3 separate regions of the Homo sapiens genome follow, and all the other regions are linked to region 1. A link is a loop called in an ENCODE intact Hi-C map of the cell type or tissue named here. Cell type or tissue: B cell. All regions are shown on one strand. Region 1 holds the start of STARD4 (StAR related lipid transfer domain containing 4). Region 2 holds the start of DCP2 (decapping mRNA 2). Region 3 holds the start of LOC124901043 (a long non-coding RNA gene).

Region 1 (8,000 bases):
GAATTACTTGGTCTTTGTCTTCTTTTGGTGCCAGGGCACCAATTTCTTAGCATAATTCCTACTTTTCACTATTCTATCTCTATTCCTCCCATCTTCAGTAAAAGGCTAAAGAAGAAAAGAGTTTTAGGGGTAAAGTTGCCCATTACAGAACCATCAAATTGCTGGAAAGGAGGTCAAGAAAACATCTAAATGAAATCTCCTAATCTAAATGAAATCACCCTCTATGGGAATAAGGCTGCAGTTGTCAACTATGGATGCACACATCAGAATCACCTTTTTATGCTTTGTACTAGTTGTCGCTGCTTTTAGGTGTTAGATTTTAGGGCCCAGTGCCAAATAGTCTAATTCAGTGGCTTTGTTCTGGAATGGGCCTCAGAAATGTAGGTCCTTTAAAATAGTCTCACTAATTATTCTGTTGTCTAGCCAGAGATCAGAACTAACTGATCTAAAAATTAAAGTGACAGAAATAAATTAAGGTTGTAGCCAATATTTAAATACCACTAATTAGAGCATATAAGCCATTAAAATTTATAAATACTAAAATTATGTAGAAACATGGGAAAGTATACAAAGAAAATTCAATATAACTTTTAGGATCTATGTAAGTGATGCAAAATATATAATAAGTATAGATCCAATCCACGGATGAAAAGTTGATGAGCTCATTCAAAAAGTCTCTCAGTCAAGAATATACCTAATTTCCATTCAAGAGGCTGTCAACTTGATAGCCAGTTCAATAACTTTATTCAAGAGTATGCCACAAACAAGCAGAAGTTCTTGCAGAAGGCTTGTAAAAGAGATTTAATTTATCTATTACAGGGATCACTATGATTAAACATATTCTTTAAACCCAAAGGTCACCTGCTAGGTTCCTGTGGTTGGCAGATAAGAGTATTTATGCAAAACTTTTTGATAGAAATCAAAGGTGAAACAGAAAGTTATTATTATCATAAGCAAACATTATCACTGGGCAAATCCAGTGCACGGAAAGTTACCTAGAAAGCTAGCTACCTAGAAGAGATGAGAATCTGCAACTTTAAGGTACTTGACTTAGTAATTCATACTGATCAGTATAAAGTTCAAGCTCCTTACTATAGCTTACAGGCCCTTTTATAATGTGGCATATTTTCATTACCTAATTTCCACTTATCTTTCCTGGATTCCCCTGAACCTGGGTTAGTTCCCCCTCCAATATTTTCTGACAGCAACTCTGTACTGTAATTATTCACTTGTTATCTTCTCCCGTTTAACTGTAAAATCTTTGGGGGGTAGGAAATCTGGCTTGTTCAATATTAATTCTCCTTACGTCTAGCACTCAGTAGGAACACAGTGAATAAAAAATGGAAAAATGTATAGACAATAAGCTACCATTCTCACTTATGGAAGACCTCAAGATATCTAAAGTATGCCCATTTACGCCAATCCTAGAGCTTCTGAATAACTAAAACTTCCTTTACCATAATGAAACACCATTTCTCAAGAAGGACTACTATTAAATATTTATCAAGCATCTATTATATACCAGGTCCTAGAACTACAGAAACAGATGGAATTCAGATTTTACTCTCAAATTGACTTATTCCACCCTTAAGCTTTAACAGAAATAACAACAACAAAAACTAAAACATTAAAAAATTCTATTAATAGCCTTTTTAAGAGTGGTGCAGTGGGAGGTAGGAAAGGAAGAGAAAGAAGTACAAAATCAGAAAGCTCTCTCTGATTAAATATGTCCAGCAATGTATTTAACCAAACAGTTAAGTCTTGCATGGATTATTTTCATCAAGATTAAGTCCATAATGAAATAATCATTGCCATCAAAACTGCTACCTCTGTGTAAACAGGCATAATTGAGCATTTCTCAAAATATTAATATATTCTAGAACCAAGAGGGTTGGGGGAGATGGGTTATCAAGGTCTTGGCTCTCTCTCCTAATATAACAGGGTACTGACATTAATTGAGAGGAAAACACCTAATTTGCCCTCCTGCAATCTCCAACTGTGGAGAATGTCAGGTAAATGTTTTAAATGCCATTCTGAACCCATTCTGAACTTCCTTTTACTAATTCAGTCTTTTATTCCCTTATCTTGACCTTATATCAGGAAATTATCCAACTCTAACATTTACACGTCAGAGAGAACAGGCACCACTTAACCTTATCAGAATATAATAGGTTCATATAAAAGATTTTATACTCTTGTCAGTCCCATGGCCAAATGCTGAGTAATGTCCACCTCCATGTTTTTCCTTTAATCTTTTTGTTCATGTTTTCTATGCCCATGCTTTTGAAGCTATCACTAGTGGTGATAGTGGCTGCCATCATAGGGAGGGCAGCTGTCTCAAGTTACTTTTCTTGAGGCCATCTATCAGCACCATAGTCTTGACCAATCCAACTCCAATTATTCTCAAATATCTGTCACAGTGAGATGGCATAGGTTCTATTTTAAATATGGAACATAATAAAACATTTAACCTGTAATGTAAAGTGAATGCCATAAAAATCTGTTTGGACTTTTGTAGTACGACTAGGTCAGAATTCACTTGTTAAAGAAATGCAGGTATCAGAACGGTCTAACCTTGCATTACTTGATTAATATGGTTTTCACTTCCGTCAACAGCTTCAGTTTAACATGCCATGGACTTTCCCCAATGTCATACAAACCAAAGCTTTGTAAATTAAATTATATTTTCTAACTAACATAAAAATTTCAGCATATGCTTGATTTCCAATCAATGTTGAACTGTTAAGTTTTCTAACTCAGACAAGTACAGCAGCTTCTCATTTTTTGAGACTGGCTCTGGCAGGAGCTCACTATTTAAAGAAATGCAACATGGAAGTATATTTCTACAATATGAATAGTGAGCCAACTTACTGTTCAAACCCCTAATGCTCTAATACTTGATTAAAAAAAAAACCTAATGCTCTGTACTTGATTTTAAAAAATAACAATAACATTTATTGATCACTTACTACATGGTCAGTCCTTCTGGCTGCTTTACATTGCATTTATTTTATTTAATCCTCACAACAGTAATAGTCCTCCTTGAGAAAATGTGTTTCATTATGGTAAAGGAATTTTAGTTATTCAGAAGCTCTAGGATTGGTGTAAATGGGCATACTTTAGATATCTTGAGGTCTTCCATAAGTGAGAATAGTAGCTTAATGTCTATACATTTTCCCTGTTTTACAGAAAGGGAAAATAGCAACAGGAAGGTTGAGTCACTTGTCCAAGATCACACAGTTCATAAGTGATGGAGCCAGAATTCCAACCCAGGGCGTCTGACTTCAGAGCCTAAAGCTCTCTCTTGTAAAACTGTGGAAGCTGATCACAGGCTGGAAAAGACTTCATATAAAAAACCTGGGCCCACCAAATATTTGTCAAGTTTTGTCCTGGCTGCTGAACCTAAAAATCTAAGGTAATCTTTCTCAAGTGTAAATTCGGGAAAACAATGACACTGATTTGGTGAGAAATTATTTGAGTTAATACATTTAGCAGGGACCTTGGAAGGCAGTAAGCCCTGGGAAAACTTTGTCTCTTGTCTTTGGCATCACCTCCGCGAAGCCTGGTGGGACGCGGCTGCCCCTGCGCTGTCTGTGCACCTCCTAAGAACCAGGAAGCGCGGTGACCTCCAAAGAACAGGACTGTCCCAAATCAAGCGGGATTACCACCGCCCCTCTCCCATTTAACAGCTGAGGACACTGAGGTCTAATGGATTCCAAGTACTTAAATAGGTGAGCGGCGCGCAGGGGCGAGTTGCAAGCCCTGGGATCCTTCCAGCTCGCCGCTTCCCCTCCCAGGGGCTCAGGTTTCTCTTTCATCTGTGAGGTCCTCTCCCGCCCGGACGCCGGGGCCCGCCATCCCCAACGTCCACCGCGAGCTCCCCAGATCCATGGTCTGGAGCAGGTCCAGAAGACGCACCTGGCAGGACGCCCCGGGCGCCACAGTCGCCCTCCACACGGGCCACCCCAATCCTGCCGCGGCTCCGTGGCTCTCCTTACCTTTACCTGAGGTGAAGCAAGGACGTGGAAGCAGCTACGGCGCGCTACCAAGCACCTCACACCGCTCTCAACAGTACTGCTCAGCCTCCCGGCCCGCCGATGCGCAGGCGACAGCAGCCAACTTGTAAGTCACCGCTGGTCGCAGCCAACTGGAAGGCACCCAGCGCCTCAGGGCAAGGCGGGCCGAGCCCCCAGCCCCGCCCCCTGGCCCGATCCCGGGGGCTCCGGGGAGGGGGGGCTGAGAGGAGGTGGCCGGAACAACGTGCGCTTGTTCGGATTGGCTGGCGCGGGAGCGTGTGGAGGGCTGATTGGTGGCCGATAAATGGAATGATTCCGCGTGGGTGTGGGCTGGCCCGAGCCGCGCCAGGGTTCCCTGGATGTCTGGGGTTGCCTGCAGGTTTGGATTGGTTGGGTTGGGTTGTCCTGTGATCACTTAATTGTGAAAGAATTTTGTCAAGCAGTAAACCGACTGGGAGAAATTGAAACAGAAGGCGAAGTGAAGGATCACAGTGAGGGATAAGGTCCAAATTCATCCCGCTTGTGGATATCCTAGTATCTCGCAACTACGCTACTCCTCCCAGGACTAAAAGTCAAATAAGAAAAAGCGCCCATGCAGAGGAGGACGAGCTCTCTGCCTCCTGCTTAGCCTGACTCAGAACTGAGAGAGCTGGGAAGGAAAATGCATATAAACGAAAGTCCCTGCCACTATGTGAATTGACCTTTAGCCAAATACGTTTGTGTGTGTGTGGGTGTGGGTGTGTGTGGGTGCGTGTGTGTGTTTCCATCCTCAGATAAAGAGTTTAGAGGGCAACCTTAGAAGCAGAGAAAAGGAGGAGGTGTGACAAGTGGATTTAGCAACTGCACAGTTTTGGAGTTTCCATCTACTCGAACATGAGAAAGATTTCTTCCAGTGGCTGTGAAGTCACCCATCTGATGGGATGCTTGGCAAACAGTGAATTTCTTCCTTTACCAGAGTAGCCATGATGCACTGATTAGCGAGGCTTGGTTTGTCTGCAAATTGCGTTTACTAAGATACGTAGTTTGAGAACCAAAAGCAGGGAAGAATGCAGTGCTACACCATTAGTGATTTCTGATAGACTTGCAATGAAAATAAATAATATTTCGTAAATTTTTAAGTCGGCCTCACCAAAAGAATTACCAAATACTACTTGCTAGTTATTATTGGCCGATTTATTTTTTACCTCCATCGTTTATATGTAAAATAATTTGTTTTATATTTATATTTATAATTTCGTGTGACATAATAGAAGAGTTCTTCGTGTGTTGTAAAGCTCCTTTCACTTAGGAATTATTGGCCAATTATTGAGGTGCTTTGGATGGATGGATGAATACGTAGATAAATAATTTGAAATGGTTGGGGAAAAGTGCTTTGTAATTAAGTTGTACCTACTTAATTCAATTACATTGAATCCTCTTAACAGCCCCCTAAGGTAGGTGTGTTTTACAGGCGAGGAGCCCCAGACATAAATCTTAAGGCAGGTTGCTTAATTACTGAGTGGAGAAACTGGAATTTGGCTGAGGTCTGCTGGACTCTGAAACTGGGCTCTTAGTCTCCATAAAATTCAGATGGTGCTTGGTAGCTCTTTGTCAAGGCACCTGTGAAGACCACTGGGACCATAAATGAAAGGCCTAATTCCTACTGTGAGGGTTTACACAGGTTTAATGGTGGAGAGGAATAAATCCACGTATCTATTTCAAAAAAGTAAAAAAGTTGTATCTGTCATTATTAGGATTCAGTTCTGGATACTTTGCTCAACAGTCTATATATTCTCTTGCAGGATGGTGTAAAACATGTTTAAAACAAAATTAACTTGGCTTTTTTTTTTTGGACGGCGGGAGTCATTACATCACACTTATGCCCCCATGGGATTTCTTATCTTCCAGCCAGTTTCTGGGAGGTTTTTGTTTCTTTTGCTTTTGTTCTTCATCTGTTGCCATTTTTCTTGGTTAGAATGAAGTTTGGGTAATTGGAAGCCACTCTATCAAAGTGGAATGCTACTAACAGCAAAGCTTCAGATTCAGAAATACATATACAAATACATCATCTGGAGCTATTTTTGAGGGTTTAGTATGGTCCAAACACAGTGCTAAGCATTTTACATTTTACAGCAATGCCTGAAAATAGGCATGTACTATTACTATTTTCATTATACACATGAGAGAACTGTAGTATGTAACACAACAGATAGATCTCCCCTACAAATAGTTTGAAAATGGGAAAATAAGGTCTCCATCTAGAATTCAAATATAAAAGAGGCATATAATGAATTTGATCAGCTAAATGGAAACTTAACCTAAAGAGACAAAACAACTGCCCTGCCAAGTCCTGACTATAATCTGACTGAATATAGTAACACATCTAAAGAAAGAATTTTCAAGAAGAAAAACATTAAAAATTCCAAAACACAGAAATAATATATCCACAATTTCTAACCTGGGCAATAAATCTAGAAGTAAGCAAAGCAAAAACACGCTCACAAATATCCCCAACTACTTGAAAATTTCTAAAAATCTGTCCCCAAACACATTGGTTTAAGAGAAAAATCAAACATTACATGCTGAAGAATATTAATAAAAATATTTTAAAATATTAATATTAATAATAAAAATCAAAACACTATATATCAAAGCCAGAGAACAGAACAAATTTCAATTCAGGAAAATTCATAGCCTTAATTTAATTCAACAAATATTTATTAGTTGTTTGCTACCTGTACCAAGGACTGTGGGTATAGTGTATCTTAACAGAGAGCTATTTATTTGCTAATAGAAGAAACTCAACCTGAATTAAGCTAAAAAAAATGTGTTAAAAGGATATAGAAATGTCTTATAAAAATTTGATACTGAAAGTCGGGGCCACAGACCAGCAGCATTGGTATCACCTGGGCGCTTAACAGAATTGCAGAATCTCAGGCCCCAACCTACTGAATCAGAATCTACATTTTTAAACGACATCTGGATGGTTTTATGCACATTAAATATTGAGGCCAGGCGTGGTGACTTACGCCTGTAATCCCAGAATTTTGGGAGGCCAAGGCAGGTAGATCACTTGAAGTGCCCAGACCAGTCTGGGCAACATGGTGAAACCCCCTCTCTAATAAAAATACAAAACTTAGCCAGGCGTGGTTGGTGTATGCCTGCAGTCCCAGCTACTTGGGTGACAGAGAGAGACCCTGTCTCAAAAAAAAACAAAAAAAAACAAAAAAAAAACTTGAGAAGCACTATTATAGAGCACAAAGCCTTGACTTACAGCTAAGCCTCAAAATGATTGAAGCCAGAACTTAGCCACCAAGAACTAAGACTGTACAAATTCATTGAACTGTACATTTAAATTGTGTGCACTTCATTGTAAATTGTACCTCAATTAAAAAGAAAAAGAATCAACCAAGAAGTTAGAGAAAAACATCAGAAAGAATGAATTAAGAAATATACAAACAAAAAATTGGGAAAAATGGAAAGCAAAGAAACAGTAGAATTAATTTTAAAACTACATCACATGTGGGCTGATAGATGCAGCAAAGCACCATGGCGCATGTTTACCTATGCAACAAACCTGAACATCCTGCACATGTATCCTGGAACTCTAAATTTAAAAAAATACATCACATGATTTTTTTCCCCTGTTGGGGATTGGTTTGACTATAATAAAATAGGTAAATAAACAGTCTAATAGAGAAGAGGAAATGGCAGAGGAAAAAAAAGTCAAGTAATTATGACTAAGAAAGGGGAAGAAATCATAATTAAAGAGTAAATTAAAATAGTAAGTCTTTGTGAACTAACAAATTAAATCCAGGTGAAATGGATACTACTTCCAAGGAAACACAAATCACCAAAATTGATACAAGAAGAATTTTGAGTTAAGAAGTCTAATAAACTTGTAAAAATAAAAACTATGAGAATATTAGGGAAAAACTATGACTAAGAAAAGGACCAGAGGATTTCACATGATAATTTTCAACTCCCAAAGAAACTAGTCGTTCT
Region 2 (8,000 bases), 1.5 Mb after region 1:
AACAGAGTGGGATCTTGTTCCAAAAAAAAGACTAAATGAAATAGCATATTTTAAAACTATAAAGGTTTTAATCAACCTAATTATTTAAAAATCAAATCAGTATTATAATTTAAGAACCCTAGCATCTCCTGTTCTCCTGTTACCTCAACTCTAAGCTCCCCTTTGTCATTCTCAGCTGGGTCCTGTGAACAATTAGATGGAATTGAGGCCTTGGTGTCCCTATTCACTTTAACAGGGATGGCACTAGGTTCAAGAGGCTGAAGAAGAGACCCAGAGCCAGCAAATGAGGCATATGGTTTATTGAGAGGAACTTGCATACAGAGCGGTCCACTAGAGGTGAGCTGGACATGAGAACAACATCACCTGCAGAAAGCATGCAGTTTATATAGCATTTTCATTTTGCACCCTCTCCCTAACAGCTTCCACCTGACAACTTTCATTTAGCCCAAAACAAAGGGCCTAGCCCTCCTGTGCAGCCTGCATTCCACAGGGCTCAGATGTTCCTCATAGATAAGGAATGAATCTTGGTTGTAACTGCAAACTCATTCAGGTTGTCTGCCACACAGGGTCATTCCCCTGGGTCTGCTTACGTTACTGCTGTCAGGTGCCTCTACCATACAGTTGGCTTCTTTGGAAGTCATGGCTTGGGGGGCTGCTATAAGGGTTGCACTAGTCCAGCTCCTGGAAATCTGTGTGTGAGGAGGCAGTGGAGGGATGGGGCATGGGCAAGATAATATCTTGGACCACAGACATCTCAGAAACTCTTAATAAGGCAGATTGGTTTAACACCATGTGAGAGTTTGGGGACTTCCTGGCCTCTAAGAGCCCAAAAGGGGTTGTATAGCTGCCCCTAAACTGGGAGACTAGAAAGCTAGTAAGAAGAATTCCTCCAGGTGCTTCAGCAAGTGCTTGGTAACCTGCTTGTTTCTATTAATATACCATTGGCCCATGTGGGTGAGCACCACTTTGCCTTGAACTGTTGTTCCACTGCCATCATTTAGAATACTCTAAAAACTAGACTTGAGCTCTAAGTGAGACAACTAAGAAAACCACTATGGTGCCTCCCAGTCAGAGAAAAGACATTCAGTCAGAACAGGTAGAATGCACACCCAGCAAAATAGAACTGAAGGGGCTCACTCTTACCTTTACCAATCCATCCACTACACTGGCTGGAGGTCCAACTGCTAGTATCTGCATTTCTTTGCCGTAGGACTTTTTCTGGCCACCAGAGCCCATCTTGCTGCCCATGTAGCAGGCTAGAGTGCAGACCCCAGGAGCTGCCTTCAACCAATGAAGGAAGTTGGTATATAAATCCCCATCTCCCTCACCCCTTGAGTGGGATAACTCTGAGGTATATGTTTTATACTGGCCACCAGAGTTCTCCAGTGACAGTAAGCTCCAGTTAACCACAGTGCTAATTTCCTTGATAATAAACCTTTTGGCTTTCCTCCCCTCCTTGACTCACTTTCCTGCTCTCCTACCAATGTTTCCCAAGATCACCTCCCTCACAGGCTATCTGCACTCAAAATCTTGTCTCAGTGCCTGCTTCTTAGGAAATCTAAAATAAGACTTGGACTGTGCTGGGAGTACTGAATAAAGCAAATGGAATACTGCAGCCTGTGCTTCTGTACTGGACTCCCAGAATACATGAAGCTGTGCCTGGAAGCATTTTCTCTTTAGGGAATTTCATCAGCAGAAAGAATTACGTACAGATACTGATACCATGTGTTTCCAACCAACAGCTCAGCCAGATCATCCTACAGTGAAGCTCTCAGGAAACAAGTACCATCTACAAGGTGAGAGCTTCCAATTAGCTTTCAAGGCACTTGACTCCAGGTTAAGGCCTTACTCTTAAGTGTGAGTGAATAGTCAAGGACTACAGAGGCTTCTAATAGGATAGATGAGATCAAGATAATAGCAAAAAGCAGCTGAGAGGAATAAGACTACTCAGGGAGAAGAAAACGTCAAAATCTATTATTAATATCCTCAGAAGGATAAAATAAAATATACAAAGCAAGAATGTGACACCACAAGAAAGGGGCATTTGAAGAACAAAACAGAACTCTAAATAAGTAAAAACTCTGTAGTTGTCAGGAAGATAAATTTGAGGAATTCTCCAAGAAAGAGGGGAAAAAAAAGATGGAAAACGGGAGCAAAATAGATGGTGACGGGCCTCTTATGCCAAAGGAACTTGGGCTTGATCATACAGCAGAAACTGAAAAGATAACTTGTTCCTATCTGAGTAAAACAAAACAAAATGTAGGCAGTTGCACAGGCCAAGAATGGAGGCAGAGTCAGTGGTTAGGCAGCTCTCACTGTAGTATGGAGAAATGATGCAAAACTGAAGTACACAGTGGCATGTGACAAATTTAGACAAAAGATGGGAGATTAAATGGTAGAACAGACTAAACTTGTGACGGAGCAGGTGTGTGTGGGCCTGTGGGTCTGATGTAAGAGGAAAAAGAACAGATGGATCTAGTTTCTCCAAAGATCCCAAATGGATTGGTCTCCATTAAGCAAGACGAGGAATGAATAAGGACGAGCAGGTGGGGATTGCTTTGTGCAGAGGGTGGAATACAGATCAGAGTTCAGCTTAAATCAGTATTTTCTAAGATTTTGCTAGGTGCCAGATACTGAGATAAAGTCCTTGTCTTCATGTTTGGAACCAGGTGCCTAAGGAAGCACAGAGGAGAGCCACCTCCAAAATGGATACCCTCTCCAAGGGTTTGTAGTGAAAGAGGCACAGCTCTTGGCCTGGAGTTGGTGGGGGCTGCGATAAGTGCAAGATACTTGGTGACAGGAATCGCGAGCATACTCTTGTGTTGTACGGATTCTCAGGGTCGGCCCTGCAGAGGAAAGAGCTCAGTCACCGCGAGGTCCTGCACAACATGCCAAAGTCCCGGATATGTGTCCGGGGTCTACACCTAAGCCCCGACCCCTCTGAACTTCCCAGAAGCGCGCAGGAGGCATGGTGCGCATGCGTGTAGCCACCTCAAAGGCGGCGGGAAGTTGGTTTTCTGAGTAGCAACTGAGCAGCTTGAAGACGGATTGGAAGTAGCAGACCAATAAACAAACGTCTCATTGGCTTAGAGTGCTTAGAGTCCCAATTCTTCAGCTTCCCATTGGGCCTTTCAAGCGAGCAGGGGCGTGACTCCGGGGGCTCCGCCCCGAGCCTTGGCCCAGTCTTGGGGTCCAAGGCTGAGGGAGCGGGACGGAAGTGAGCGGGTCCCGCCCCTTCCCCTTCTCGTCTCCGTTGGAGTCGTCTCTGCCGCGGCTTCCTCGGCTGCCAGCTCTCCGGCGAGCCGGAGTCCTAGTGCCGTACCGTCAGTCCCCGGCCGCGCGGAGCCGGGATGCACTGTTCCTGCTGTGGGTCCTCATCATGGAGACCAAACGGGTGGAGATTCCCGGCAGCGTCCTGGACGATCTCTGCAGGTACCGCGCTACCCGACCCCCTTTCGCCCCCGTCGGGTTTTCTCAGTTTCGCGGACCCCCAGAGGCCTCTGGGTCTTCTTCCCCGCCCACGTCCATGTCCTCGCTTTCCGCTCCCGCCGCTGCTCGCTTTCCATCGTCGACCCTGCTCTCCGACGACACCGCCCCTCTTTCCGCCGCAGCCTCCCTGTTTCTCAAGGCCCTCCGTCCTTCCCCGCAGAACACCCGGAATTTCCTCATTTTTTAAGTTACTCAACTATTTTGCTTTCCCGCAGGCGTAGCCGCTTCGCCGGAGCCTGGGTCTTAGCGTTTTGCCGCCGCCGCCGCCTCCCTCTCCCATTGTTTTTTCTGCCTCTGTGACTTTTCCACGCCGTGCACCCCCTCCTCCCTGTGTCTCATTCCCCGATTCTGAAGGAAGACCCCCAGGGTAGTAATTTAAGGCTTAGGATCCCAGGTACGCGGACCTGCGCAAGGAGCAAATTTTCGGACTTATTCTGACGCCTGCGTGTTATTTGTCCGTGGCGTTCTCTGTAAATTCCTGTAAGGAATTACTTTTTTTTTCTCATCCCTGGACTTGTCTTTGGGGGAGAGAGGGAAAAAGTGTAGCGCTGCTTTTCTTTTTATCCTTAATAATCCTATTTTAAAGGAAATTCTCAACCGCGGGGTTTTAACTCAGGGTGTATACTTCAGATGAGAAATTTTCTGCATTCTTCCCCCTTGTCAACTCTGATTTCAGATAGCCAAACACGTGTAGGATACTTAAAAATGCTTATTTTCCGAAGGTAAAATTTGGAGTGCAGTGATACCCGGAGTTGTCGCCAAGTGTGTGTGGATTGTGATTACAAGTGATAACACCTTTTCGTTCACAGTTACTGTGTTTATGTTTTAAAAGGCAGGCTTTTAGTAGTTGTATCTCCTTCATGCAGTTTTTTTTAATGGAAAGTAAAGAACTGGTGTTTGTGGAGTTTTTTGGGGTTTTTTTTGTTTGTTTGTTTTTTTGTTTTTATTTTTTGAGACGGAGCCTCTTTCTTTTGCCCAGGCTGGTGTGCAGTGGTGCGGTCTTGGCTCACTGCAACCTCTGCCTTCCGGATTCAAACGAGTCTCTGCCTCAGCCTCCCTAGCAGCTGGGATTACAGGCACCCGCCACCACACCCGGCTAATTTTTGTATTTTTAGTAGAGACGGGATTTCACCATCTTGGCCGTGCTGGTCTCGAACTTCTGACCTCGTGATCCACCCGCCTCGGCCTCCCAAAGTGCTGGGATTACAGGCGTGAGCCATCGCGCCCGGCCTGGAGTTTCTACTGTGCACCAGGCACTACCTTTACATGTATTGTTTTATTTAATCCTCAGTCAGCCGTGTTTGGTAGGTGCAGTTAGTATATTTCCATTTTCATCTGCGCAAACAGATTCAGGAACTTTGTAATTTACATAAGGTCACATTCATCCTAATTCACAAAATCAAGATTTCACACCTATTCCTTTTTCTTTCCAGTGCCTGTGCTTTTTCTCTCATACCAAGGAGAAGTAATAAGCCTAACGTTTTAAACCTCACAAAAGTACATACAGAAAAGTAAATAGCCTAATTTTGCAACTAATACAAATGGCGCTGTACTTCTTTGGTGATGGTAGATTTATAATTTTTGAAGTATGGTAGATTCAAATGAACCACTGAAAAGGCATTTAGTTTCTTGTCCCAAATAAAAAAAAAAAAAGGAAAAAGAAACTGAATTTGATATGTGTATGTGGGTTAATGACTAGACGCACATCAACCAATAGTGGGATTATGAGATTGTGATCTTTATTTTTTGTTTCCAATATTTTTTATGCATTTTATAGTTAGAAAAAAATTGAAGATAAGTATTTAGAAAGGTGATCAGTAATTAGCTGTGTGTTAATAGGGTTAAGAGTTGATTTAGAAAAAGATGTGGTAATCTTAAACATTTTACAGACATCAGAGCTAGTCTTCCTTCTAGTATTGGGGTTAATTTGCATATTATCTAGGATTACATCATTTAAATAAGTGATGTCAGCTGTTAACGATTTTATGTATGGAACCTATTCACAAAATAATTACGTTGTATTTTGTAAACAATATGTTAAGCACCTGTCAAGTGTTAAAGATAGTTGGTTTTCCAGTGAGTGTATTTAAGCTGTTAAACAAATATTTTTGAATGGAGTAACATTTTTTTCCTTTCAAGAAATTTCTTTTTGCAGTTACTGTTTTTGGCTGTATAAATAAGGATATGATATATTTAAAAATTAGGGCTGGCTGTAATAATGAAACCAAATAAACATTTCTCAAAACTTCAGATTTTAAAATAAATGCCATTTTCAAGTTAATATTTATAGCTTTGATTAATTGAAATATTTTTAATGTTACAGATTCAAGCTTTTCATTGTAGACTAAAACTTTTTTTTTACACTTAGAATTTGGTAAACTTCTGTAAAAATAAAGCTTAATTTGAGGTTAATTTTTCTGAACTTCTTTGCTCTCTTTTATGTACGTCTTGATTTATGAATTCAAGCTAGGTGCTTGTTTTTACTCCCTTCATTTTTTGCCCCAATTCTGTTGCTTATTATTAGTGTATATAGGAAGTTTTCTTTTGTGTTACTTTGTTTTTTGATAAATTACATGTTTCTGTTAAATCTTGCCTTTTGATGTGGAGAGCAGCAGACTTAAATTTTCAAAATGTGACTTTGTAACCTTTAGACTGCTCATAACCTAAGGCTGATGCTTTAGTATGTAACATTCTATTTATTGGAATATTGTGCAGCCATTCTAAGTTCCTCAGGCAATTAGCACACAGTAAACTGAGGGAAAATATTTGTGTGTTGAAAAGATGTACACAGTATACTGAGTGAAATACTTATTTAGTCCCTTGGTGCCTTTTGTGAAAACAAATTTTTAAGTGTGTGTGTGGGTGGGGAAGGGGTATATGTATTCGTATGCCGAAAGAATATGCGCCAAACTGATAACACTGGTTACTTTCTGAGTGGAGTAGAATTAGAGGAGAGGAAGGGAAGAGTTTGGTCTTAAAATATTCTAGTGAACAAAAAATGCTTTATAATTTAAAATGTATGTGTAAAGGTGAATCTGCAGCATTTTATGGTGATACTTGTTTTTGATGAACCATGATTTTTGATATTAAAACTCAAATACAGAGTTTTTCAGTACTGTTTAAACTAGCTTATTAAAGAATTGAAAAGCAAGTTTTTAAAGTAGAAACTGAAAAGTTGGTTGATTCAAATAAATGCTTAGAATTTTTTTAAAGCCCTTTTTAAGAGTTGGGTATAGTAAGGCCACACTAGTGTTAAAAGAAGAAAGGTATTTTCTGGCAACTAGTGTTGCTGCTATTTTGGTGATAGCGTAGGTTAATTAAATAATTTGTGCTCATCTTCAGCTAGCCGTGTTAGTGTTGAATTCAACCGGAACATTTTTCTACTAATTGCAATCCTTGTGCTAATGTCCTGTTTGTAGGAACACTGAGAAAATAACATTTCGTGTGATGCAGTTTTTTCCGTAACAAATTGTAATGGAAAGCATTTTATTTCAGCTATTACTATATACACGTCCATACACATATGTACACGTACTTTTGAACTTTAAAACAGATCAAAAGCATTCACAGAATGAACGCATTAAATGTTTAATTTTCGTACATCAGCTCTTATAAACTTAAGTCAACTTTTTACTATTAAAAATATGTAATCATGTACATGGTTTTGAAAATTAGAGTACAGACAGATTTATAAATGACAGGCAACAGTCTTAGTTTCTTTCCCTACCCTTTTCTATTCCTGTTGAGGCATTGACTTTTACTTGTTTTGTTTTGAGTTCTTCTGGTGGATACCTCATATTTTAAAATATACTTGTGCCAGTTTCTTGTTTTATCAACTTTCTATATTGAATTGAGGATTTGGTTCAATTTCGTAGATACTAGATGAGAGTTCAGTTTACCACACCCACTATTGCCCCCATCTTACTTCCAGTATGTCTCTATCAGTATTTTAAATTGTTCCATTGTTTACCTTTGTGACTTTATGATTTTTTTTTTAGAGACAGGGTCTTGCACCATTGCCCAGGCATGATCATAGCTCACTGCAACTTCCAACTCCTGGACTCAAGCTATCCACTTGGCTCAGCCTCCTGAGTAGCTAGGACTATAGGCATGTACCACCATGCCCAGGTATTAAATACATTTTTTTTTGGTAGAGATGGGATCTTTGCCCAGCCTGGTCTCAAACGTACTTGTAGCCTCAAGCAATCCTCCTGCCTCAACCTCCCAAAGTGTTGAGATTACAGGTGTGAACTACCATGCTGGCCCCTTTGTGACTTTAATATACTTAAAATTATATTTGTTTTACGAACTTACAGTATTTCTTGAGTCTCTGATATGGTGAGATGATTAGTGCCTCATTTTTTCTTGCCCATTCCCTCGGCTTCTATCCAGATTAACTTGAAAAAAATTAGGGTTGATAATATTTATATTCTATTTTGTAAATCTACGTCTGTTATATTTTGTGCTATTTGTTGATTGTAAAAGCTGAACAATAATGATACAGTGTAAAT
Region 3 (8,000 bases), 1.0 Mb after region 1:
TGAATTCTTTTGTCAGTTCTAGGAGGAGTCCTTAGAGTTTTCAAGGTAAACAATTATATCGTCAGCAAACAGTGACAGTTTGACTTCCTCTTTACCAATTTGGATGTCCTTTATTTCTTTCTCTTGTCTGATTGCTCTGGCTAGAACTTCCAGTACTATGTTGAAGAGGAGTGGCTACAGTGGGCATCCTTGTCTTGCTCTCAGAGGGAATACTTTCAACTTTTCCCCATTCAGTGTTATGTTGGTTGTGGGTTTGCCATAGATGGCTTTTATTACATTAAAGTATGTCCCTTATATGCCAATTTTGCTGAGGGTTTTAATGATAAAGGGATGCTGGATTTTGTCAAGTGCTTTTCCTGCATCTATTGAAATGATGTGATTTTTGTTTTTAATTCTGCTTATGTGGTGTATCACATTTATTGACTTGTGTATGTCAAACCATCCCTGCATCTCTGTTATGAAATCCAGTTGATCATGGTGAATTATCTTTTTGGTACGCTGTTGTATTCAGTTAGCAAGTATTTTGTTAAGGATTTTAGCATCTTTGTTCATCAAGGATATCGGTCTGTAGTTTTCTTTTTTGGTTATAGTTTTCTGTTTTGGTTATGTCCTTTCCTGGTTTTGGTATTATGGTGATGATAGCTTCATAGAATGAATTAGGGAGGGTTCTTTCTTCTCTATCTTGTAAGATAGGGTCAAAAGGATTAGTACTAATTCTTTGAATGTCTGGTAGAATTCTGCTGTGAATCTGTCTGGTCCTGGACTTTTTTCTGTTGGTAATTTTTAAATTACCATTTCTATCCCACTGCTTGTCATTGGTCTGTTTAGGGTATCTAATTCTTCCTGATTTAACCTGGGAGGGTTGTATTTTTCCAGGAATTTATACATCTCTTCTAGGTTTTCAAGTTTATGTGTGTAAAGTTGTTCATGGTAGCCTTGAATGATCTTCTGTATTTCAGTGGTGTCAGTTGTAATATCTCCTGTTTCATTTCTTAGTGAGGTTATTTGGATTTTCTCTCTTCTTTTCTTGGTTAATCTTGCCAGTGGTCTATCAATCTGATTTATCTTTTTGAAGAACCAGCTTTTTGTTTCATTTATCTTTTGTATTTTTTGTTTGTTTGTTTCAGTTTCATTTAGTGTTGCTCTCATCTTTGTTATTTCCCTTTTTCTGCTGGGTTTGGGTTTGGTTTGTTCTTGTTTCTCTACTTCCTTGAGGTGTGACCTTAGAGTGTCAGTTTTATGCTCTTTCAGTCTTTTGTTGTAAGCATTTAGGGCTATGAAATTCCCTCTTAGCATCACCTTTGCTGTATTTCAGATGTTTTGATAGGTTGTGTCATTATTGTCATTCAGTTAGAAGAATTTTTTAATTTCCATCTTGATTTCGTTTTTCACTCAGTGCTCATTCAGAAGCAAGTCATTTAATTTCCATGTATTTGCACAGTTTTGAAGGTCCCTTTTGAGGTTGATTTCCAGTTTTATTCCACTGTGGTCTGAGAGAGTGCCTGATATACTTTCAATTTTCTTAAAATTTTTGAGGCTCCTTTTATGTCCTATCATATCATCTATCTTGGAGAAAGTTCCATGTGCTGTTGAATAGAATGTATATTCTGCAGTTGTTAGATGAAATGTTCTGTATATATTTGTTAAGTCCATTTATTCCAAGGTATAGTTTAAAACCATTTTTTCTTTGTTGACTTTCTGTCTCGATGACCTGTCTAGTGCTGTCAGTGGAGTATTGAAGTGCCCCACTATTATTGTGTTGCTGTCTATATCATTTCCTAGGTCTATTAGTAATTGTTTTATAAATTTTGGAGCTCCAGTGTTAGGTGCATTTACGTTTAGAATTGTGATATTTTTCTGTTGGACAAGCCCTTTTATCACTATATAATGTCCTTCTTTGTCTTTAACTGCTGTTGCTTTAAGGTTTGTTTTGCCTGATATAAGAATAGCTACCCCTGCTTGCTGTTGGTGTCCATTTGCATGAAATGCCTTTTTCCACTACTTTAAGTTTATGTGAGACCTTATGTGCTAGAGAGGTCTCCTGAAGGCAGCAGATGGTTGGTAAGTTCTTATCCATTCTGTAGTTCTGTATCTTTTAAGTGGAGCATTTAGGCCATTTACATTCAATGTTTGTATCGAAATGTGAGGTACCATTGCATTCATCGTGGCCTCTGTTGCCTGTGTACTTTGGGGTTTTTTTTCTTTACTTTTGCTTCTTAACATATTTTTGTTTTATAGGTCCTGTGAGATTTATGCTTTAAAGATGTTCTGTTTGGATGTGTTTCCAGGATTTGTTTCAAGATTTAGAGCTCCTTTTAGCAGTTCTTGTAGTGGTGGCTTGGTAATGGCAAATTCTCTCAGCATTTGTTTGTCTGAAAAAGACTGTATCTTTCTTTCATATATGATGCTTAGTTTCACTGGATACAAAGTTCTTGGCTGATAATTGTTTTGTTCGAGAAGGCTGAAGATAGGGCCCCAATCCCTTCTAGCCTGTAGGGTTTATGCTGAGAAATCTGCTGTTAATCTGATAGGTGCTTCCATCTCACAGCTGTTAGGATTCTTTCCTTTGTCTTAACATTGGATAACCTGAGGACACTGTGTCTAGGCAAAGATCTTTTTGCAATGAATTTCCTGGGTGTTCTTTGTGCTTCTCACGTTTGGATATCTAGGTCTCTAGCAAAGCCAGGGAAGTCTTCCTCAATTATTCCCCCAAATATGTTTTCCAAGCTTTTAGAATTCTCTTCTTCCTCAGGAACACCAATTATTCTTAGGTTTGGTCATTTAACATAATCCCAGACTTCTTGGAGGCTTTGTTCATATTTTCTTATTCTTTTTTCTTTGTCATTATTGTATTGGGTTAATTTGAAGACCTTGTCTTCGTGCTCTGAACTTCTTACTTCTACTTGTTCAATTCTATTGCTGAGACTTTCCAGAGCATTTCACATCTCTAAAAGTGTGTCCACAGTTTCCTGAATTTTTTATTGCTTTTTCTTTAAGCTATCTGTTTCCTTGAATATTTCTCCCTTCACTTCTTGTATCACATTTTGGATTTCCTTGTACTGGGCTTTGCATTTCTCTGGTCCCTCCCTAATTAGCTTAATAACTAACCTCCTGAATTCTTTTTCAGGTAAATCAGGGATTTCTTCTTGGCTTGGATCCATTGCTGGTGGACTAGTGTGATTTTGGGGGGCTGTTGAAGAGCCTTGTTTTGTCATATTACCAGGGTTGGTTTTCTGCTTCCTTCTCATTTGAGTAGACTCTGTCAGAGGGAAGGTCTAGAGCTATAGGCTGTTGTTCAGATTCTTTTATCCCATAGGATATTCCCTTGATGTAGTACTCTTCATCTTTTCCTATGGGTGTGGCTTCCTGTGAGCCAAACCACAATGATTGCTGTCTCTCTTCTGGGTCTAGCCACCCATTGAGTCTACCTGGCTCTGGGCTCATACTGGGGATTGTCTGCACAGAGTCCTGTGATGTGAACTGTCTATGAGTCTCTCAGCTGTCGATGCTAGTGGCTGTTCAGGTGGAGGTGGCTGGGGGTGGGGGGTGCAATGGACTCTGTGAGGGTTCTTAGCCTTGGTGGTTTAATGTTCTATTTTTGTGCTGGTTGACCTCCTGCCAGGAGGTGGTGCTTTCCAGAGAGCATCAGCTGTGGTATTATGGGGAGGAACTGGTGGTGGGTGGGGCCTTAGAACTCCCAAGATTATATGCCCTTTGTCTTCCACTACCAGGGTGGGTAGGGAAGGATCATCAGGTGGGGTGGGGCTAGGTGTGTCTGAGCTCAGACTCTCCTCAGGCGGGTCTTGCTACAGCTGCTGTGGGGGATGGGGGTGAGATTCTCAGGTCACTGGAGTTGTGTGCCTAGGAGGATTATGGCTGCCTCTGCTGAGCCATGCAGGTTGTCAGGGAAGTGCAGGAAAGCCAGCAGTCACAGGCCTCACCCAGCTCCCACACAAACTGAAGGGTCAATCTCACTCCCATCGTTCCCCCCATAACAGCCCCCAGACCGTTTCCAGGCAGAGAGTGATAGGGGCTTGAAAACCAGCCCCGGGCTATCCACCTCCCAGCTGTGAAAATAGGGGCTTGGTTCTTCCCCTGCCAGTGGAGTCCGCACACTGGATTTGCGCCCGCCCCTGAGTTCTGGCCAGGAGGCTTCTCACCCCGTTCAAATTGTTACAGAGTTCAACCAGAGATTTCATTCTCTCTGTGGAGTTTTACCCCCTGCTCCTCTGGCCACCCTTCCAATGGATCCCTGTGGTGTCATGCAGGAATGGCCTGCTAGGGGACCCAGCAAGCTCCCAGGGCCTTTCTGCTGCTTTCTCTACCCCTGTATTTCTCTCTACTCTCCAAATTGACTTAGCTCCAGGTAAAGTCAGAAACTTCTCCCACAAACAGACCTTCAGCTTCTCTAGTGATAAGGGAGGAGACCACCCCTCATATTGTCTTATGCCCAATTACTGCCTCCAAAGAAAGAAGAAGTAAAAACTAAAAGGCAGAAGTGAAATCCACAAGCAGACAGCCCGGTGCAACACCCTGGGCCTGGTAGTTAAAGATCAACCCCTGACCTAATCAGTTATTTGCATAAAAAGGCACTGTGAAGATGTGTGTCCTGTTCAGTTCCTTTCTAATTACCGGTGTATGCAGCCCCCAGTCACATACCCCCTGCTTACTCAATTGATCACGACCCTCTCACGTGGACCCCCTTAGAGTTCTGAGCCCTTAAAAGGGACAGGAATTGCTCACTTGGGGAGCTCTGTTGTTGGAGATGTGAGTCTTGCCAAAGCTCCTGGCCAAATAAAGCCCTTCCTTCTTTAACTCGGTGTCTGAGGGGCTATGTCTGCAGCTTGTCCTGCTACATTTCTTGGTTCCCTGACCAGGAAGCAATGTGATTAATGGATGGTTGAGGCAGCCCCTTAGGCGGCTTAGGCCTGCCCTGTGGAGCATCCCTGCAGGGGACTCCAGCCAGCTTGAGTGATGCAGATCCTGAGAGCGCTTCCAGGTAGGCAATTCCCCCAGTGGAACACCTCACCAGAGCAGTGTGTGGCAGGCCCCCATGGAGGATCAACACAGTGACTAACAATGGTAAGAAACTGGCACTTGGAGTCCGGACATCTGAAACTTGGTAAGACTAGTCTTTGGAACTTGCCTACTCCATTTGAGTGGAAGCATGGCCTGATCACCCATGGCATGCCCATACCGGCATTTTGTTTTTTTGTTTTTGACTTGACTTGGATTGCTTGATCCTTTGGTTTTGGTCTTGACCTGGCTTGGATTTCTCAATACTCTGATTTTGGTTCTGATTCTGGTTTGGTGTAAACTGAAAAAGTCTATGTGTGCCCTTTTTACCCATTCTTTGTTTTGTGGTGTGCGTGTGGTGTGAGCGTGGTGTTTTGTCTCGAGGAAACATGGGTCAGGCACAAAGTAAGTCCAACCCACTAGGAACTATGTTGAAAATTTTCAAAAAGGGATTTAAGGGATACTATGGAATTACTATGACACCAGGAAAACTTAGGACTTTGTGTGAGATAGACTGGCCAGCATTAGAGGTGGGTTGGCCATCAGAAGGAAGCCTGCACAGGTCCCTTGTCTCGAAGGTATGGCACAGGGTAACCTGTAAGCCAGGGCACCCAGATCAGTTGCCATATATAGATTCTTGGTTACAGCTAGATTTGAACCCCCCACAGTGGTTAAGAGGACAGGCAGCAACAGTACTAGTAGCAAAGGGACAGTTAGTTAAGGAAGGTTCTCGCTCCACCCGCTGAGGTAAGTCGGTACCAGAAGTCCTGTCCAACCCAACACCAGAAGAATCGTGGCAGGAATTGGTAACAGCAGTACCCGCCCTCCCTTATTGAGAGGGGCTCCCCACTCCTGAGCCCATAGCATGTACACCTCCACCAGATAACCACACTCCTAGACCACCCAGAGTAGACAAAAGAGGAAGTGAAGCCACAGGAGAAAATCCTCCATTGGCAGCTCCATTATGGCCCAAGACTGGAATCCAAATGCCCCTGAGAGAGCAGTGATATACTGGGGTAGATGAGGATGGACACATGGTGGAAAAGCGTGCCTTTGTGTATCAACCTTTCTTCTCTGCTGACCTCATCAATTGGAAAAATAATACACCATCTTATACCGAAAACCCTTAAGCTTTAATTGACTTGCTCCAAACTATTATACAGACTCATAATACTACTTTGGCTGATTGCCACCAGCTGCTCATGTACCTCTTTAATACAGATGAAAGGCAAAGGGTGCTCTGGGTGGCAACTAAGTGGCTAGAGAGGCGCGTCCCAGCTGATTACCAAAACCTCCAAGAATATATAAGAATTCAGCTGCCAGGAGCAGACCCCCACTGGGACCCGAACGAGGGACCAGACATGGAGAGGCTAAGACGGTACTGTGAGGGATTAATAGAAGGTCTAAAGAAAGGGGCTCAAAAGGCTACAAATGTAAATAAGGTTTCTAAGGTCATCCAAGGAAAAGAGGAGAGTCCAGCACAATTCTATGAAAGACTGTGTGAGGCTTACCGTATGTACACTCCCTTTGATCCAGATAGCCCTGAAAATCAGTGCACGATTTACATGGCCTTAGTTAGTCAAAGTGCAGAAGATATCAGGAGAAAATTGCAGAAACAGGTTGGGTTTGCAGGTATGAATACCTCACAGTTACTGGAAATAGCCAATCAAGTGTTTGTAAATAGAGATGCAATAAGCCACAGAGAAAGCCGTAAGGAAGGCGAATGCCAGGCCAGGTGAAATGCCAACTTACTGGCTGTGGCCATTAGGGGAATTCCCTCGAAAGGAGTGGGAAAGGGGGGTTCTGGGAAGAATATCCAGTCTAATCACCCATGCTTGCAATGTAACCAATGCACCTATTGTAAGGAAACAGGATATTGGAAAGATAAGTGTACCCAACTGAAGGAAAAGCAAGGTAATTTGGAACAAAAGACCTCAGATAAAGATGAGGGAACTCTGTTCAATCTGGCTGAAGGGCTATTGGACTGAAGGGGACCAGGCTTAAGTGCCCCCGAGGATCCCATGGTCAGGATTACAATTGGGGGCAAGGACATTAAGTTTTTGGTCGATACTGGTGCTGAACATTCAGTAGTGACCACCCCATTTGCCCCCTTATCCAAGAAAACCATTGATATAACCAGAGCAACAGGAGTTTCCACTAAGCAGGCTTTCTATCTACCATGGACCTGCTCGGTGGGTGGACAAGAAATAGTTCACCAGTTCTTGTACATGCCTGACTGTCCCTTGCCCTTGCTGGGAAGAGACTTGCTTAGCAAGCTGACAGCCACCATCTCCTTTACAAAACAGAGCTCTTTACAGCAAAAGTTACCCAGAACAGGAGTTATCATGGCCCTTACAGTCCCCCAGGAAGAAGAATGGAGACTTTTTTTTAACCGAGCCAGGCCAAGGGATAAAACCAGCTCTAGCTAAGCAATGGCCTTGAATATGGGCAGAGGATAATCCTCCAGGACTGGTGGTCAACCAAGCCCCTGTACTCATAGAAGTTAAGCCTGGGGCCCAACCAATTAGACAAAAGCAGTATCCAGTTCCCAGGGAAGCTCTTGAAGGAATCCAGGCTCAACTCAGGCACTTGAAAGCCTATGGAATTATAGTTCCTTGCCAGTCTCCATGGAACACTCCCCTCCTGCCTGTCCCTAAGCCAGGGACCAAGGACTACTGACCAGTACAAGACTTGCATTTGGTCAACCAAGCTACAGTGACTCTGCACCCAACAGTTCCTAACCCTTACACATTGTTAGGGCTGCTGCTGGCTGAGGATAGCTGCTTTACCTGTCTAGACTTAAAAGATGCCATCTTTAGCATCAGAATATCTCCTGAGAGCCAGAAGCTGTTTGCCTTTCAGTGGGAAGATCCGGAGTCAGGTGTCACTACTCAGTACACTTGGACCCAGCTTACCCAAGGGTTTGAGAACTCCCCTACTATCTTTGGGGAGGCCCTGGCTCGAGACCTGCAAAAGTTTCCTGC

Evidence for each region. Hi-C counts contacts between places; a loop is a spot of excess contacts. Peaks named below come from ENCODE experiments on the same cell type or tissue, not always from the same donor. Only the 100,000 strongest peaks of a DNase experiment are listed, where the experiment ranks them.
Region 2: it touches region 1 in a loop (9-fold over the local background); 2 of 110 quality-filtered maps call a loop at or near these places.
Region 3: it touches region 1 in a loop (7-fold over the local background); 2 of 110 quality-filtered maps call a loop at or near these places.

Annotation. Positions count from the first base shown.
Region 1 is chr5:111,508,387-111,516,386 of GRCh38, forward strand. It overlaps STARD4 (StAR related lipid transfer domain containing 4), which reads right to left and starts at 4,149. Exons shown (of 6, transcript NM_139164.3): 1 at 3,999-4,149. STARD4-AS1 (STARD4 antisense RNA 1) reads left to right here and starts at 3,840. Exons shown (of 7, transcript NR_040093.1): 1 at 3,840-4,122. It overlaps LOC105369177 (a long non-coding RNA gene), which reads left to right and starts at 7,199. Exons shown (of 4, transcript XR_948671.3): 1 at 7,199-8,000. RefSeq lists enhancers at 798-917, 3,784-3,993, 4,474-4,613 and a silencer at 4,024-4,393. In B cell, no CTCF peak of the experiment used is centred here; a DNase peak (open chromatin) is centred at 4,205; H3K4me3 peaks cover 2,303 bases; H3K27ac peaks cover 1,799 bases.
Region 2 is chr5:112,973,555-112,981,554 of GRCh38, forward strand. DCP2 (decapping mRNA 2) reads left to right here and starts at 3,244. Exons shown (of 11, transcript NM_152624.6): 1 at 3,244-3,432. The coding sequence starts at 3,380. It overlaps LOC105379126 (a long non-coding RNA gene), which reads right to left and starts at 1,231. Exons shown (of 2, transcript XR_948679.3): 1 at 1,144-1,231. RefSeq lists enhancers at 2,735-2,784, 2,815-2,894, 2,910-3,669, 3,205-3,254, 3,325-3,414 and 3 more. In B cell, no CTCF peak of the experiment used is centred here; a DNase peak (open chromatin) is centred at 3,057; H3K4me3 peaks cover 3,259 bases; H3K27ac peaks cover 2,871 bases.
Region 3 is chr5:112,519,488-112,527,487 of GRCh38, forward strand. It overlaps LOC124901043 (a long non-coding RNA gene), which reads left to right and starts at 2,024. Exons shown (of 2, transcript XR_007058901.1): 1 at 2,024-2,061; 2 at 7,879-8,000. RefSeq lists enhancers at 3,511-4,012, 3,578-3,697. In B cell, no CTCF peak of the experiment used is centred here; DNase peaks (open chromatin) are centred at 884, 1,184, 3,644 and 4,534; H3K4me3 peaks cover 5,902 bases; H3K27ac peaks cover 7,453 bases.